3 separate regions of the Mus musculus genome follow, and all the other regions are linked to region 1. The links are chromatin contacts, found by Hi-C or POLR2A ChIA-PET in ENCODE. All regions are on one chromosome and are shown on one strand. The core of a region is the stretch at or near the end of the contact, and the rest is flanking DNA. Distances in the headings are between cores, read along the strand shown.

Region 1 (4,939 bases), core at 1,775-4,274:
TCCTCCCCCATCCTCAAGACCAGCCACATCCTTCCTTTTTTCTTTTTTGTTCACCTCCTTCTAGGAGCTAAGGCATCAGGAAAGGGAGGGATTGAACTCAACTCAAGCCAAGCTGAAGACAGACTTGCAGGGACAGTGATGCTATCAGTGTGATGGAGGTGGAAAAGGAATACTAGAGAGCAGGAGCTGCTTTCCATACCCTCTCACTGCACAGTCACTCACCGAGGGACCAGCTTTCTTATAACTTCCCTCAAGCAAGAGAGTTCAAGTTTACAAACTGAAGTTCCCAGGAGAGCTATACCTGTGTTAAAGATGTTAGAAGGTTGATTACAACCGTGTGATTGTGGAGAGTTGGAATGCTGCAGATCTTGAGACAAATTACCTTGCTTTAGATCATTTAGTAACTGCTTATTGCTCATCTCTGTGTCTGACCTAACATTTCTGTGACTTACCAGGTAACTTAGAAAACTAGTGTCCACCAACCCAAGAGTTAGAAATGTCATCAGCTAGCACCTGAGACATGTAGCATAGATTTTCATGCTTTGCTGTAACCTGAGTGTCTGATTTATAGCTTGCTTTTGTTCTCTGTGGCTACAAAAACAGGAAATCATCTCTTATTCGGTGTGATGTGAATCTGTGTTCTTGGGTCACGGCAATTCATATTTGATCCAGGGATAGGATGAACTATCTCTGATTTCTCTTGAGGTTAGAGCTGTTTTGTGCCTACTGGTAATAGATTGAGGACAGAACAAAAGAGCAGAAATTGGATGAGGAGTTGGGAAATGGCCTTAGGGAGGAGGTGATGGTGCCCAGTGCTTCCAGGAATGAGCCCAACTCCTCATGGCAGCATGTGGCATGGCAGCACTCCAGACTGTGAGACCAGCAATTATCAAGGTGTTTGTGAATTGTGAGGCCAGTGACACTGGGCTCTGATTAACACCACTTAATGACTGCTATCCTCTAGGATGCCAATTCTATGAGACTCCACTCTCAGGGCAGGAAGTCAGCAGACCTGGGAAGACACCACTTTACTCCTGCAGCAAAGAGGGGCTTGGATTATAAGAATACAAGCAGCTAAAACCTGCTTGTCATTAATCATCACAGCCAGTCAGGTCTTCTCTACTTGGAAGCTGATGGGAGACGACTTCTTGAGTCCTGAAGTTTCTGACCAACCTGGTCAACACTGCGAGACCCTGTCTCAAAAACAAATGCAGACTCAATCTCCAGTGCTTCTATCTCTATACACGGAAGAGTATGTAACACCGATACTGTTGTTGTTCTTTAAGTTAGGGTCTCTGTAGCCCAGGCTGGACTTGAGTTCAAAATCATCCTGTGTCAGCTTCCTGAATGCTGGGATTATAGGCATGTGCCACCATACCTGGCTCTTTTACAGCTTTGCCATCTTGTCTCAATTCACTTGGTTTTGGGTCTTACTCTGCAGCTTATGTTACCCTGCAACTAATTTCAGAATCAGCTAGCCTGGGACTTTGTGTCAATCCTCCTGTCTTAGTCTCCTGGGTATAGGATTACAGATGTGAACCACTGCTTCTGGTGGGAAATTTCAAAACGTGTGGTTTCCCAGCCAGTTGCAAAGAGAACTGGGAACCCTACACCTGCCCATCTGAGTCTTGGATAGGTCTGACATGAACCCCAAGGCAGAAAGGGTCCAGCAGTGAGATTTAGTCAGTGTTCTGAGGTACTGATGTAGCAGTACTCTTAATCAGAAGTATTTCTTGCCCAAGGCAGGCAACTTTCAGGGCAGGAGAGATGCTGAGCTTTGAACTGACAGGCAGTTTAAAAGACTGAACCCAAAAGACTTTATCCAAAAAGTCTCAGGACTTTGAGGCTGGCTTTGAAGGCCAGACTAATTTGCCTGTTTTACATAGGAAATCTGCGAAGAAGACTGCCTTCTCTTTCCAGGTCTCAAACAACGATTTATGGTGAAGCACCTGGGCTTCAGGCATCAGAGCTCCCTTGCAGAGAACTGATGAGAACCTCAAAAGAGCTACTAACAGCTGCAGTGTTGGTTACAACACAGAGCTGGGTTAACAGTTTCAGGGGAAGCCTTAGCTTTCAGATTCGGCCTTCCCAATTTCACAATGCCGTCGGGACCCTTCAGGTAAGGGGGTATGGATGTCACGCCCAGACCACCCATTCCTGGGGAAACGTCGCCGCCTGGCCTTTGCCCGAGAGTAGGTGCTGGGAGCCGGCACCTTCCCATGGGCTCCAGCCCCAGTAGGTGGTAACACGTTGACAATGACAGGCGTTAGCCATGTGCCAGGAAACATCCTCAGTGCTATCTTATTAATGCATTTAATGATCAAACAAGTCCAGGAAGGCTGGGCCATGACCCTTTAACTATGGGCGAGGACCATCACGGGGGCGACGTCACATAAACCCGAGACTCCCGACCATGGGGACAGAGGCGCGGCCGAACCTAGACACCCCGGCGTCTCGGAATGTGAAGAGTCGGTGACGCGGCGAATGATCAAGACGCCGCCAGCCCGGGAGGGGCTCTTAGTCTGCGCGCGCCCGGTGGTGGCGCGGCCCAACGCCTTCTCATCACAGCAGTCCCTTTAACCCAAACTTTCTCCCTCTACTCGGACCCCAGCACGCACACATTGGCTGAACCACATCCGCCCAGGACCGCCTCCTTCCACTGCCTATTGGCTACATCAAGCATCAATCCCCATATAAGACTTCCGATTGGCCCGTGTTCTTGTCAATCAGGTGGGTCATAGGGTGGGCGGAGCCCAGAGCGCCGCGCCAGCCTCACCGCCTAGCCTCCCTCCTGTCTGCCAGACTGCGGACTCCGACAGGTCCCAGGGCCAAGGCCAGAGCGGCACACAGGGGCGGGACTGCGCGCGGCTCCGGGGACTCACCGATCCGTTGTCCCACCGGAGAGCTGAACGGATTTCCCAGGAGAAAGTCCATTGCCGCGGCTACCGCTGCCACCAGCTCCCAGAATCAGGTGACAGCAACCGCCGGCGCCGCCGACCCGCCACGTGACCCGTTGGCCAGCCCGCGGGGTGGTGCCGGCAGGCGGGGGCTCTGGAGCGCAGCCACGAGGCCCCGCCCCCTACTAGGCTGCCCCTGGGCCGTGGCTGACGCCACACCAGGGCGGGGCCTGGGAGGGCCGGCTTCTAAGCCACGCCCCTGAAGCTTCAGTGCGCGCCACTGTGGAGCCTGGAAGTCTTGACATCCTGAAACTGGGTCTCTGGCCAGGGAAAGACCTGGGTCAGGTTACGCATACTCAGACAGGTATTAGTATTAGTGTCTTAGCCTTTAGTCCTGGGGACCAAGCCCTGAGGATGACAGCCTCCTTGCCCAAGTCGGACTCGAAATTTCCATTTGATGTCTCCCCGCTCCAAGAGCCAGAGGAGGCAAGGGCCTGGGTTTTTGCTCTCTTGAGACAGAGAATGAACTGCCTGTCCTGTGGCAAATGCTTTCACCTCATAAGCCACCTCATCTGCCTTGGCTCTCACCTGGCAAACCGGAAAAGTGCTTTTTCCTTATCTGTTCCCCTCAGCTGTAAATATCCATAATGTAATGCTTTCAGAGTATTGAGGTGACATGAAAATCACTCATAAGGCATTCCGTAATGGTTGCTTCCTCCTTGCTGTATCTTTGTAAGGCATTATGTTTTAAACTTTTAAATTTTTTTTTAACTCTATATGTGTGTGTTCCATGGTGCATACAGAGAGGTCAGAAGAAAACGTGGAGGAATCGATTCTCTCACCACATTTAATCTGAGATTAAACAAGTACTGTGGGCCATCACACTTCCTCCTCCATTTTGGCAGGGCTCATACCTAGGACTTTGCCACACTGAAACCCGGTGCTGCAGTCCCCCCCACCCCCCCTTTTTTTTTGACAATATCCCTTGTCTGGCCTCAAACTCAGATCCCTGGGGTGTTGGAATTGGAGAAGTATGTGCATCATAGCATGCAGCCTTATTATTATTATTATTTTTTTTTTGCTACTTATGACTTTTAACATTTTGTTTTTCCATTAACTTTTTCCTTAACCATGAAAGGTCAAATTTCCATATTTCAATGTTCACAGTATTAGCACATATTCACTTCAGGCCATGTGGCTGTTGACTCAGAGACAAGGAGGTGACATCACATTTTTTTTTTATTTAAAATAGACAAGACTCTGGAAAGCTCCTGGGATATGAACTGTCTGTTTTTTGGCATAGAATTTTCATGCAACTCTGACAAAAGATTGATGGATACTTTTTGATTTAGGCCAATAGCAATATTTTAAATGGTTTCATTTGCTATGCCACAACTATCATATTCTCTCCTTTTATAATACATGCAAATGATATTTGAGAGCCTTTACATATAAGGTGTGTTCAACCTGAGACCCAAGGGCTGCATGGCCCAGGATAGATAGGAACATGGTAACTTGACCTTTATTTCAGGATTTGGTTTTAAAATTTTTAAATTTTGTGTTTGTGTGTGTGTGTGTACCTCTGTGTGGGTATATGCACTTGTGTGCTGGTGCCTAAGGAGGCTACAGAGGGTGACTGATCCTCTGAAACTGGAGTTACATTCAATTGGATGAGTGTTGGGATCTAACTTGGGTCCTTATCAAGGGCAGGAAATATTCTTCACCAGTGAACCATCTCTTCAGCCCCCACTCCCTTATAGAGAAATGTCAGGGTAGAGTAGAGTTATACCGACTACGATTAGCCCAATTAGGGAAAAGACAGCTAAGACTGGACTATAAATATTAAAAATGAGATCTTTAATATAAGTACAAAATATTGTTTCTTTATACAACTGTAATAGGATTTGGATCAAACCACTAGGATTTATTTAAAAAAACAAAATAAAACAATGATATAAAAACAGCAAGAAGGCCTGAATCCAAAATTTTTCCTCTAATAGTACCAAATACCACAAGGTACAGATTATTATACAAATGTGTAC
Region 2 (4,939 bases), core at 1,765-4,264, 56 kb before region 1:
ACTATTTTCTGGGTAGTGATGGCACATTCCTTTAATTCTAGCACCTAGGAGGCAGAGGCTGGCAGATCTCTGTGAGTTTGGAACCAGTGTGGTCTACAGAGTGAGTTCCAGGACAGCAGAGGTTACACAGAGAAACCCTGTCTGGAGAAGACAACAATGAAAAGAATATTATTTATTTTATGTGTGTGTATAGGCCCATGTATATGTATGCATGCATTCATGCTGGGTGCATATAGGTGCCTGAGAAGGCCAGAAAAGGGCATTGGATCCCCTAGAACTGGGAATTAAGGTGGTAGTGAGCTGCCCATGCTCACAACTGAATTCAAGTCCTCTGTAAGAGCAGAAAGTACTGTCAACCACAGGCCATCTCTCCAGCCTCAAAATGACTTTTGATGTCAACAAAGATTTCATTCTTTTGTTTCTTTGTTTTGTTAATCCTGAGATTCTCCAGAAAAACCAACTCCAACATTTTGGGCCAAGTTAGAAGCAAGCTTTAAATATTAAATACTAACCTTTGGGGATGGACTTTGACCAGGTATGTTCTCTGGGATTTCCCAGCTGATAATGGCCTTGAGCCTCATGTTTCAGGGGTTTATAAGGACAAACCTATAGGCTCAGTACTTTCCCATGACCTACAACTCCCTGCATTCGGGTAGTTACCTCTGGTGTTCCTAAGCAGGAGGGATTTACAGTTAATTTTGGACATTATATTTTCTTTCTTCCCCCCCCCAAAAAAAACAGGGTTTCTCTGTGTAGCCCTGGCTGTCCTTGAACTCACTTTGTAGACCAGGCTGGCCTCAAACTCAGAAGACCAGGCAAAACTCAAACTCAGAGATCTGCCTGCCTCTGCCTCCCAAGTGCTGGGATTAAAGGCGTGCACTACCATGACTCGCTCTTCTTCTGTTTTTAAGGCTAAAATGAAATGGTGGTTCTAAGTCCTCGACTCTGAGAGAAGGAGAATGGAAGTCAACAACTGCCCATCAAGGGTTGATTCCCCACAGAGGGGAATGGGATGGCCAAGTCTCACCTGCATGTACCCAAGAATCTGTGGCACACGGTAAAGAGAGCTGCCATTTCTCTGCCACGAGAAGCAGTGACAATGGAATAACAGCTCATAATAACGGAAGAACACACACACACACACACACACACACACACACACACCCGGCATGCAGACAACTCATTTCACTCTCTCAGGAACTCCACCAAAGAAGTACAGGTATCAGCTGGCTTTACAAACCAGGACACTGAGGCTTAAGATAAGGATGTGAGTTCACTGTAACAGGAGGACGTTCACAGTCCCTGGAAAGCAGGTGGCATATCTTCTGCCTTCGAATGGATTGGCAGGAAAAGTGGCCATGACCACTGCCAACAAGCAAGTGTTTCTCTAGGTCTTCTGGTAAGGACCATCTTCCCCCGGGGTGACCTGGAAAGCAGGTGGGCAGGGACACTGTTCATTTTGCTTTGTAAATCCCCAGGATGGGGTCTGTGCCTGGCAAGTAGCTGGCAGTTAATAACTGTCAGAATGAGTGGCTGCATCAGGACTCCCCTTGAGAATGGGGTGCAGCTGTCTGGCTTCCATGTCACTACAGTGCCAGAAAGGCTGAAACCAAGCTCTGATCGAAAGGTGCAATCCCAGCCAACCTTTGTAGAACACTTGCTGTGTGCCAAAGCTCTCCTAACCCTGACAGCAGCCCACAAGATCTGTACAGCTGCCATTGACATCTATATTCTATTTGATTCTAATGAGGAATAGGGAAGCCAGGAATTTTCTTGTCACACAGCAATATTGATGGCAGAACCAGAATTCTAGTCCTGGTAATAGAAAGTCAGACCTCCCCCAGTCACCCTATCCCAAGCTCTTTCACAGAGGATCTAGGACTTTAGGGGGAATAATGAGAAGTCTGCAGCTCTAGAGCCTGTCATTCCAAGGTCTCCAGAAAGATGAAACTCACAACAGGAGTCCCCCTTTTCACATGGGGAGCTGGGGTACCCAAAGACTAAGGCACGGACTCCGGTTATGCACCTCTCAGAGACACGCTTACTGATGCTGGGTTTCTGACTCCTGGTGTTTGGCTTGTTCTCTAGGAGCCGCAGATGTAGCTAGATGATAAACTAAACAGGATTTAGGGACTGAAGCAGCCATGCCAGACTGTGCTAGTCCCCTCTCAGCCTCTCTCCTCTCCCCTGTGCACACACTGACTTGGCTTTTGGACTCCTTTGCCTCCTGCACCAGAAAGATCCCAATCCATGCCCTCCTTCCTCCTGCAGTGGCTGGCTGAATACCCCACCACACCCTCACAATTAGGACCAGAGAGAGATTCTGAAGATGGTCAGAGGGTCTGGCAGATATGACACTGTCCTGGCCCATCCCTCAGGATCCAGGATCATCACAAATTGCATGATGGGTTCAGACACAGTTGATGGATGACCCTGCCTCCTCTAAAGATGGGGGGGACACAGACGAAAGGCTGAGATGCACAGGCAGCCTCAGGAAGCTAGAAAGTGTCCAACCCTACCCACACTCCTGAGCTCATCTCACAGACAACCATGCTGTATTTCAGAATAGGACAGACCTAAGAAAGGAGTCAGCCATAACTCCAAAGCTTTCCATTAGACGGATGAAACTGCTAGCTTCTGTAACTGAGAGGCATGGGGGGAACAGCAGCAACGCTGTGTGAGTGTGTGTGTGTGTGTGTGTGTGTGTGTGTGTGTGTGTGTACCAGTTCGAAGTGTTTCAGATAGGGCTTTGCAAACAATTTAAAATTAAACAAGAAACTTCTGTGCCTTTCTAGAACTTTCACTTCCTTCTGCCTGCCGTTCCGGAACCTTTTACCAACTATTCCTAGCTGAGGCTGAGGGAACAGAGGGTGACTCAGCAAAATCTGTCTTCCCTTTGTCTGCTAATCACCCCTCCCAACCATGACACAGCATAAAAGCAGCTGAGGAAATGAGCAGTGAGGAAATCACAACTCAGCATTCCAGCCGCTGCGGGAAAAACAAAGTTCAGCTCCTGTGGGGGCTGGAATCCTGGGTGGGGGTGGAGCTCTTTGTGCCTTTTGTCCCAGTTAGATGGCAGTAAGGGAATTTGTGTGGGTGTCTTCAGGCAGGAATCCTCCTAGACAGCAAGCATACTGATTACACTAAGCCTGAGACAGACCAGGAGGGGGACATGTCCCTATCCCTGGAAGGCAGGAGACTCCAGTGGGGCTCTGCAGCCTACATATGCACTGTGTATCAACAGAGCAGACAGTCCAAAGCTGAGAAAATGCTCAACAGCTGACATGGAGACAGGGAATCTTACTAACAGAAGCATCCATGAGTAAGGTAGAACCCTCTGACAGGCAGGCAGAGCTGTACTGCCACACACGTAGGACAAAGAAGGAGAATTCCTAATAAAACAGCTGCTCAAAGTCAAAAGACAGCACAAATGACAGCTGCCCCTGTTAGTCCTATGACAGTTCCTCCAACAGACAGCAGCTGGACAGCTGGATAGAGAGCTGGAGCCTCCCCCCCCCCATCCCCATTTTCTCTTCCTCCTGCCCAATGACTTCAGAGGACAGTAATGGAGGGAGCTGCCCACCCCTGGTCAACATCGTTCAACTGCTCTTGGCTACCCCTCAGGTAAAGTGCCCTTATCCTAGCACACCTGGCCCAGCCCTCCCCCACACCAAATGTGTCAGACTCACAGGAGAAACTTCTAGCCCTGAACCAGGAAGTCTTTTATCCTCAGCCTTTGCTAGCCTCCCCAAGAAAACTTTTGCACAGAGACAAAAGTGCATGTTTGTAAACCAGCACTTGGGAGAAAGAAGCAGGAGAAACCACTAATTCACCAGAGACATAAGGATTACCACCACATCCCCACTAGGATGAGAAAGAACCCTGTGAAATGAAAATTCAGAGCACAGTGAGATTACACTACACTTATTAGAAGGGCTTAGTTGAAGATGACAATGGAAGCACACACGTTTGATCTCAGCACTCAGGAGGCAGAGGCAGGTGGATCTCCAACATGGTCTACAAACATAGTTCAAAAAAAGAAAGAAAAAAGAAAAAGAAAGAAAGAGAGAAAGAAAGAAGGAAAAAGGAAAGATGGATGACTCCTAAGTGCTACTGATTTGAGAGTGAATACAACTCTTTTTCATTGCAGATGATTATAATGTTGCCTTAATATATTCTGTATTAGTACAGAATTATTTTGAACTGAAGATAATAAACCCCCCAAAACTCTGTGTCCTCCCTCCCTCCCTCCCTCCCTCCCTCCCTCCCTCCCTCCTTCCCTCCCTCCCTTTCTTCCTCCCTCATGTGCCACAAAGCAGACTATCATAGTTTATAGAAGTATTAGATCTTTCCAAACCCAGAGAAAGACCCTAAGGAGTCTTTTATTTTAATTATTTTATCTTAGGTGTTTGGGTGTTTTACTTACATGTATGTCTGTGTACCACATTAGTACCCGATTTTCAAGGAGGCTCGAAGAGAGTATTAGATCCCCTAGAACTGGAGTTACAGATGATTGTAAACTGACATGTGGGTGCTGGGAATCGAACCTAGATCCTCTGCCTTCTGAGTGCTGGGATTAAAGTCAGACTTCACCAGGCCCAGTTTCGTTTGTTTTTATTGTTGTTGCTTGATTCCCAGCCAGGGAGCCTAGGAGGCAAAGGGAAATGGTTTCTAGACCAAACCACTCTGATAGAGTTTCTTAAAGCTCTAATCACACACCTTCTGCCCAAACAGGGACACAGAGTGTGGAGACTGTCCAAAGTTGTTCATGACATCTTTATCTGTCATAGCCCCACAGTGACATAACATATATGTTCCTCAGCAGGTCACTGGATAAACATGAATACTATAAATAGAAATGACTACTGACTAACACATCAACACCCAAGTATTCAAGATAGCTATGCCTGATAAAGACAAAAAGATCCCAGCACTCTGG
Region 3 (4,939 bases), core at 1,669-4,168, 40 kb after region 1:
AGTTTATTAGAAAGCCATACAGGTGATCTTGGCTTTCACAAGCTGACACTAAGTAAAATAACTTTAGATTGAAGTTTCAGGCTTTTCGTACCTGATGAATTTTGGCATAGAATTCCTGAGAAATAATGCCCCGCTCCTCCCCAGTCCAACCACATCCTTATTTAGTCTCATAATACATCCATCAGTCACTGGTCAAACACCAATACACTTTTAAACATAAGTAATGGCAGGCCAGAGACTCATAAACAGCTTTCCCCCTTGAGAACATTACAAGTAATATAAGATACAATTAGGCAATGTCTTATTGGGTTGGAAGCCAGCTGAACTTTTTACTAGGTGTGAAAAGTTATTTCTTGACTGCTGTGAAAAATTAGTACATTTTAAAAAGGTTTGGAAACATAAAATTAGGGAATGCTCCTGAAGGCAGGTCAACACAGACGTGCTGGCTTTCTGTATTAGGACTACGCCTGCTACTACCAGAACTTTCTTAAAATAAAGACCAGGGACTGGTGAGATGTCTCAGTGGTTAAGAGCACTGATTCCTCTTCTGAAGGTCCTGAGTTCAAATCCCAGCAACCACATGGTGGCTCACAACCATCCATAATGAGATCTGACACCCTCTTCTGGTGTGTCTGAAGACAGCTACAGTGTACTTACATATAATAAATAAATCTTAAAAACAAACAAACAAACAAACAAACAAACAAAGACTAGATGCTTGTAGGAAAAGTGAGTGAACCCTGAACACAAGTCCAATATGTAGGGCAGCCCAGAACCTGAGAAATACTATGGAATATTCCCAGGATGGGCAGACTGATGGGCCCTAAATGGTGGCTGCCTCACAAGAAAAAGACAGTACCAGGGAGGGGGAAAAGGTCTCAAGCAGCAGTGTGAAAGAAAGCAGAGTTCAGGAGCATTCATACAAGATTAGATGAACACTATGTCTCAAATTAAATTGAGGGCTCAGGGGTAGAAAGTAAATTGGGAGAGTTAATGAAGATCAAAAATTTAGGTTTGATTTTCACATCAGAAAACAACTACATCAAATGTTAGCAAACACAAAACAGGTGCTAAAACCCATTCTCTTGAATTCCATAATTTTGGAGTTTACAAAATTCTATGCTGTCAACTTCTTGGGGCAGGATAATCTTACAGTTAGTGTTTGTCTTAGTGTGCAAAAACATGACAGCATAGAAAAGCTCATTCATTGTTTAATACTGTTTATGCCATTATAGATAGCGAATGCTTAGAAAACGTGAACACCGTGGCTCGGCTCTTCCAAGGCTTTTCTTCAGGGTATAAGAAAGGAGAAGCAGGCTGTTAATTCCACTTGAAAATAAAACTTCAGCACAGGCTTTTGGGATAACAAGTAATTATGAAAAAAGTTAAAATCTTCAAAGGTAGAATTTTGTTATTTTGGAAATTCAAAGCGTTAACTATAAAAAAAGTTTCAGAAACTAAGTTTTTGGAGGTAATCTCAGTTCCAGCAATCGCTAATCGTTATCATCATCCCAGAACAGATCGGAGAATTGAAAAAGAAAGAAAATCCACCCAGTAAACTGGGCAAGGAAGGTCTGTCTCCTCCAGACGGGAGTTTCCTCCAAGGCTGTTTTTAGGAACTTAGATTGCCAGTCCATGCAGTCAAAGGAAGAAACACATCCAGCTGTTGGCAGATTCTGATATTTTGTTGCTACTTCTAGGATAGCACAGGTGAATTCTTACTTCAGTGGGTTTCCTTCCTTCTTGGATCTGTTGGAGTTCTTGCCACACCCTTTTCCAAGGACCCACCTATGCAGCACTCCAGCCCCTGCCAGCTTCGCAACTTGCAGAGATCTCCATAGCCAGAAAGGCGCACTGAATCTTCTCACTGCAATGCTAACTGGAACCACGACCACTGCACAGATTGGCTGATAACATACTCGGTTCCACGAGTTCAGCGATCCAAATTTTGACAAGCCATAATCAACAGGCTTTACTTTGGATGCAGTTTTTAAAAATGTATTTTGCTACGAGGGTATAGAATCAGCCAGTACTGGAAACAAGGGTGGGGTGGGTGGGTGGTAGACATATCTTGTCTGCTATATGATATAAACTAAAGTGAACCTACAAGTAGTGGTTGTGGAGGGGGAAATGGGCCTGTATGGAGATGACTCCAATTAAGAAGGCATGTTCAAACTGAGTCGCACGCAAAGAACACACACAATACGAGATCGTTTATCCATACAGTCCCCAAGACCACCGTTCCCGGGGTCCCCGCTGTGATAACCTCGGCAGGTCTGCTGCAACCGCTAGTTCAACAAAGCTCTGCGCAGCGCAGGAAGCTCCGGGCATCCTCTCCCGCTCGCCGCTCACCGCGCGCCCAGCCCTCCCGCCCGCCGGCCCGGGACCTCTCTTCCTGACAGCCCCAGGTAGCCCGCGCCCCGGCTCCCATGCCGCGCTCCGCCCGACCCGTGTTCCCACGTCCCGTCGGCCTCCGGCGCCCCGGAGCGCCCAGACAGCGGCGCAGGGGGAGGGGCGGCGCGGGCCGCGGGTCCCTGGGGCGGCCGCACGCCCCCTCCCGGCCCCGCAGCTTTCCCGCCTTCCCCGTTTGAACAGCTCCCGCCGCCTTCCTCCTGCGGCCCGCTCGAGCCCCTTCCCCGGGGCGGCTGCAGCCGCTACTCCAGTTCCCGGCTTGGCCCCCGAGCTAGGCCGCGGCGGGCCTGAAGCGCCTCCCGGACGGTGTCGGGGGGCCGGAGCGGTGGGCGGAGGCCGGGCGGGGCCGTTGCCGCCCCGGGGTGGGGGTCCGGACGGGTCTGGTGGGGGCTCCGCTCGCCGCTACCTTCACTCGGCTCGCTCGGATCCCGCCTCAGCGCCGCCGACGGCCGCCATCTTGGAGAAGGAGAGAAAAGCGCGAGCAACAAGGGCGCCTCAGTCGAGCCCAGAGCGCAGACTCCTACTGCAGCGGGGCTACCGCGCCGGCGAAAGAGCGTCGAGCGCATCGAATAAACCTGCTTGTTGAGCGCGGTCGCGGTACCGTTTGAGAATACACTCCTCCGTTGCAGGTTTAGTCTAGAAATCTCTTCTCGGTCTAAACAAATAATTTCAAAAGTCTCCTGTTTATTCTTCAATAAAAATATCTTTCTGTAAAGAAATTGCGAATAAAAAATATCAGGCAATTAGATTAATGTAGCCAAACACCTGCCCCAACCCAAAGTCTTTACAGCTCCGTAAACTTCTATGCAATTAGAACAGTCGTTCTGAAGCAATGGAGCTTGGCTTTGGATTTTATACGTTCACTGTCAGTTACAATTTTATGTACTTATCTACCACGTGCTTATACAAACCTCGAAAATTTCATGACAGACTTAAAATTAGACAATTAGCTTTGTATTCTCTTTTAGGAACTCATGGGTCCTTCTCCGCAATCTCGGTCCTTTCTGGTCACCTAATAGTAGCCCTTCTTGTTCTCCTTTTACCCCTAAATCTTTTGTATTTAAGACAGAATGTTATGCTGTTTATTTCAAGACAATCTGTTCTTTGCCGGACTCAGAGCGATAAGGGTTAATAGCCGTATTTATTTGTAATTTAGCATTTACATCTGGAGAGTAGCCCAGGTGAAGTGGAAGACCATACACTTGTAAGACAAGCTGTTTTCTCACCAAATTATTACACCGCTCACACCAATTTTTGTTTAAGTGTTAAGAGGACTGGTGAATTGGTTCAGTGGGTTAAAATATTTTACACCAAATCTCTGGGTATGTGTTTGACACCGGAAATTTACATGGTGGAAAGAGAGAACTGATTCATGCAAGTTTGACTGCCACAGGAATGTCCCCTAAAAACACACAAAATGGAAATAAATAAGTTACTCTTTCTCTAAGAAACAGGAGAAAACAGTTTCTTCTGATTTATTGAGGAGAACTCAATAAATCAATAGCATTTACAATTTCCAGAGCCTGGTTTAATATAAAGACTCTGTTTTTGTAGCATAGTGTAAGTATATAATAGCCTTCTGTGTGAACAGTGCTCACTCCATCAGGGCAACCAGAAGCTGGTGCCCTCCTCACTGAAAAGACCCAGCCTTCATCTGCTCTAGGGAGGAATTTCTCTTCTGTTTTGCTTTGTCAAAGTCACAGGAGGTAGGCAGTTTTGGCGGGAGGGATGGGTGGAGGAAGCAGCCCTGGCTGTCCTGGAACTCATTATGTAGACAAGGCTTGCCTGAAATTCACAGAAATCCTCCTGCTTCTGCCTCCTGAACACTGAGATTAAAATCATGCACTACTATTAATTCTTATATATAAATATAATTAGATCATGTTCCCTCTTTTCAACCCTTTCCATTTATTTCTCTCAAATTCATGGCCTCTATTTCTTTAACTGTTGGTGTGTGTGCACATGCTCATAGAAGCCAAAGGAATACACCAGATTTCCTGGAGATGGACTATAGACAGTCATGAACTGTACAGTGTGAATGCTGGGAACTGAACTCAGGTCCTTTGGAAGAGTAGTATTCTCTTAACCTGCAGCCATCTCTTCAGCTCCTCAGCCTGTTCTTGACCACAGTACTATCATTCTTGGATCACTGAACATACACTCGTTCATTTATTCGCTGAAACAGTCCTTATGGAAAGCACAGGGTATAGCAGGCACTGGGCAAGGTGCTGGGCACTAACAAGAGAACAAAGTCAAGGGTACTTGAGCCTCAGCAGCTGATACTCTGGCTGGGAGGGCAGCAGAAAATAATAAAGCCATGTTGTAGTGAGTGGTGGTGTGTTGGTTGGGGAAGAGCAGTACAGATGCAGGTAAGGGTGGAAAGGCCTGCTCTTTAAAACATGACTCCGGTGCTTCTTGTGATGAGGTGCCTGCTGGCACTTGCTTTGCTGGAAGGGGAATCGGTGGTGGAGTCCAGAAGGCCGAGGCACTCTGAACAAGCTCCTCCTCAGAAGCATGTGGGTGAAGC

What was found. A loop is a pair of places that touch in the nucleus more often than their neighbours do. ChIA-PET counts read pairs that join two places held with the same protein, here RNA polymerase II (POLR2A).
Region 2: a loop to region 1 is called in a map of gastrocnemius, with 2.2 times the contacts of the local background. The contact joins the enhancer-like site here to the promoter of Tom1 in region 1. A Hi-C loop is called at or near these places in 2 of 37 maps with a recorded cell type or tissue (T-helper 17 cell and gastrocnemius). POLR2A ChIA-PET finds 5 or more read pairs at or near these places in 4 of 5 experiments (Patski and embryonic stem cell).
Region 3: a loop to region 1 is called in a map of left cerebral cortex, with 7 times the contacts of the local background. The contact joins the promoter of Hmgxb4 here to the promoter of Tom1 in region 1. A Hi-C loop is called at or near these places in 12 of 37 maps with a recorded cell type or tissue (T-helper 17 cell, adrenal gland, gastrocnemius and 2 more). POLR2A ChIA-PET finds 5 or more read pairs at or near these places in 4 of 5 experiments (Patski and embryonic stem cell).

What each region holds. Positions count from the first base shown.
Region 1 is chr8:75,031,771-75,036,709 of GRCm38, reverse strand. Tom1 (target of myb1 trafficking protein) reads right to left here and starts at 3,024. Exons shown (of 15, transcript NM_011622.3): 1 at 2,883-3,024. The coding sequence starts at 2,934. It overlaps Hmgxb4 (HMG box domain containing 4), which reads right to left. Exons shown (of 11, transcript NM_178017.2): 11 at 4,732-4,939.
Region 2 is chr8:75,087,691-75,092,629 of GRCm38, reverse strand. No RefSeq gene overlaps it. Among named protein-coding and RNA genes, the nearest start is that of Hmox1, 3.5 kb to the left of the region's middle. Within about 2 kb of position 3,014, at least 1 of the 3 ENCODE cell types and tissues checked has a DNase peak (open chromatin) inside an H3K27ac peak, as active enhancers do.
Region 3 is chr8:74,991,629-74,996,567 of GRCm38, reverse strand. Hmgxb4 (HMG box domain containing 4) reads right to left here and starts at 2,918. Exons shown (of 11, transcript NM_178017.2): 1 at 2,819-2,918.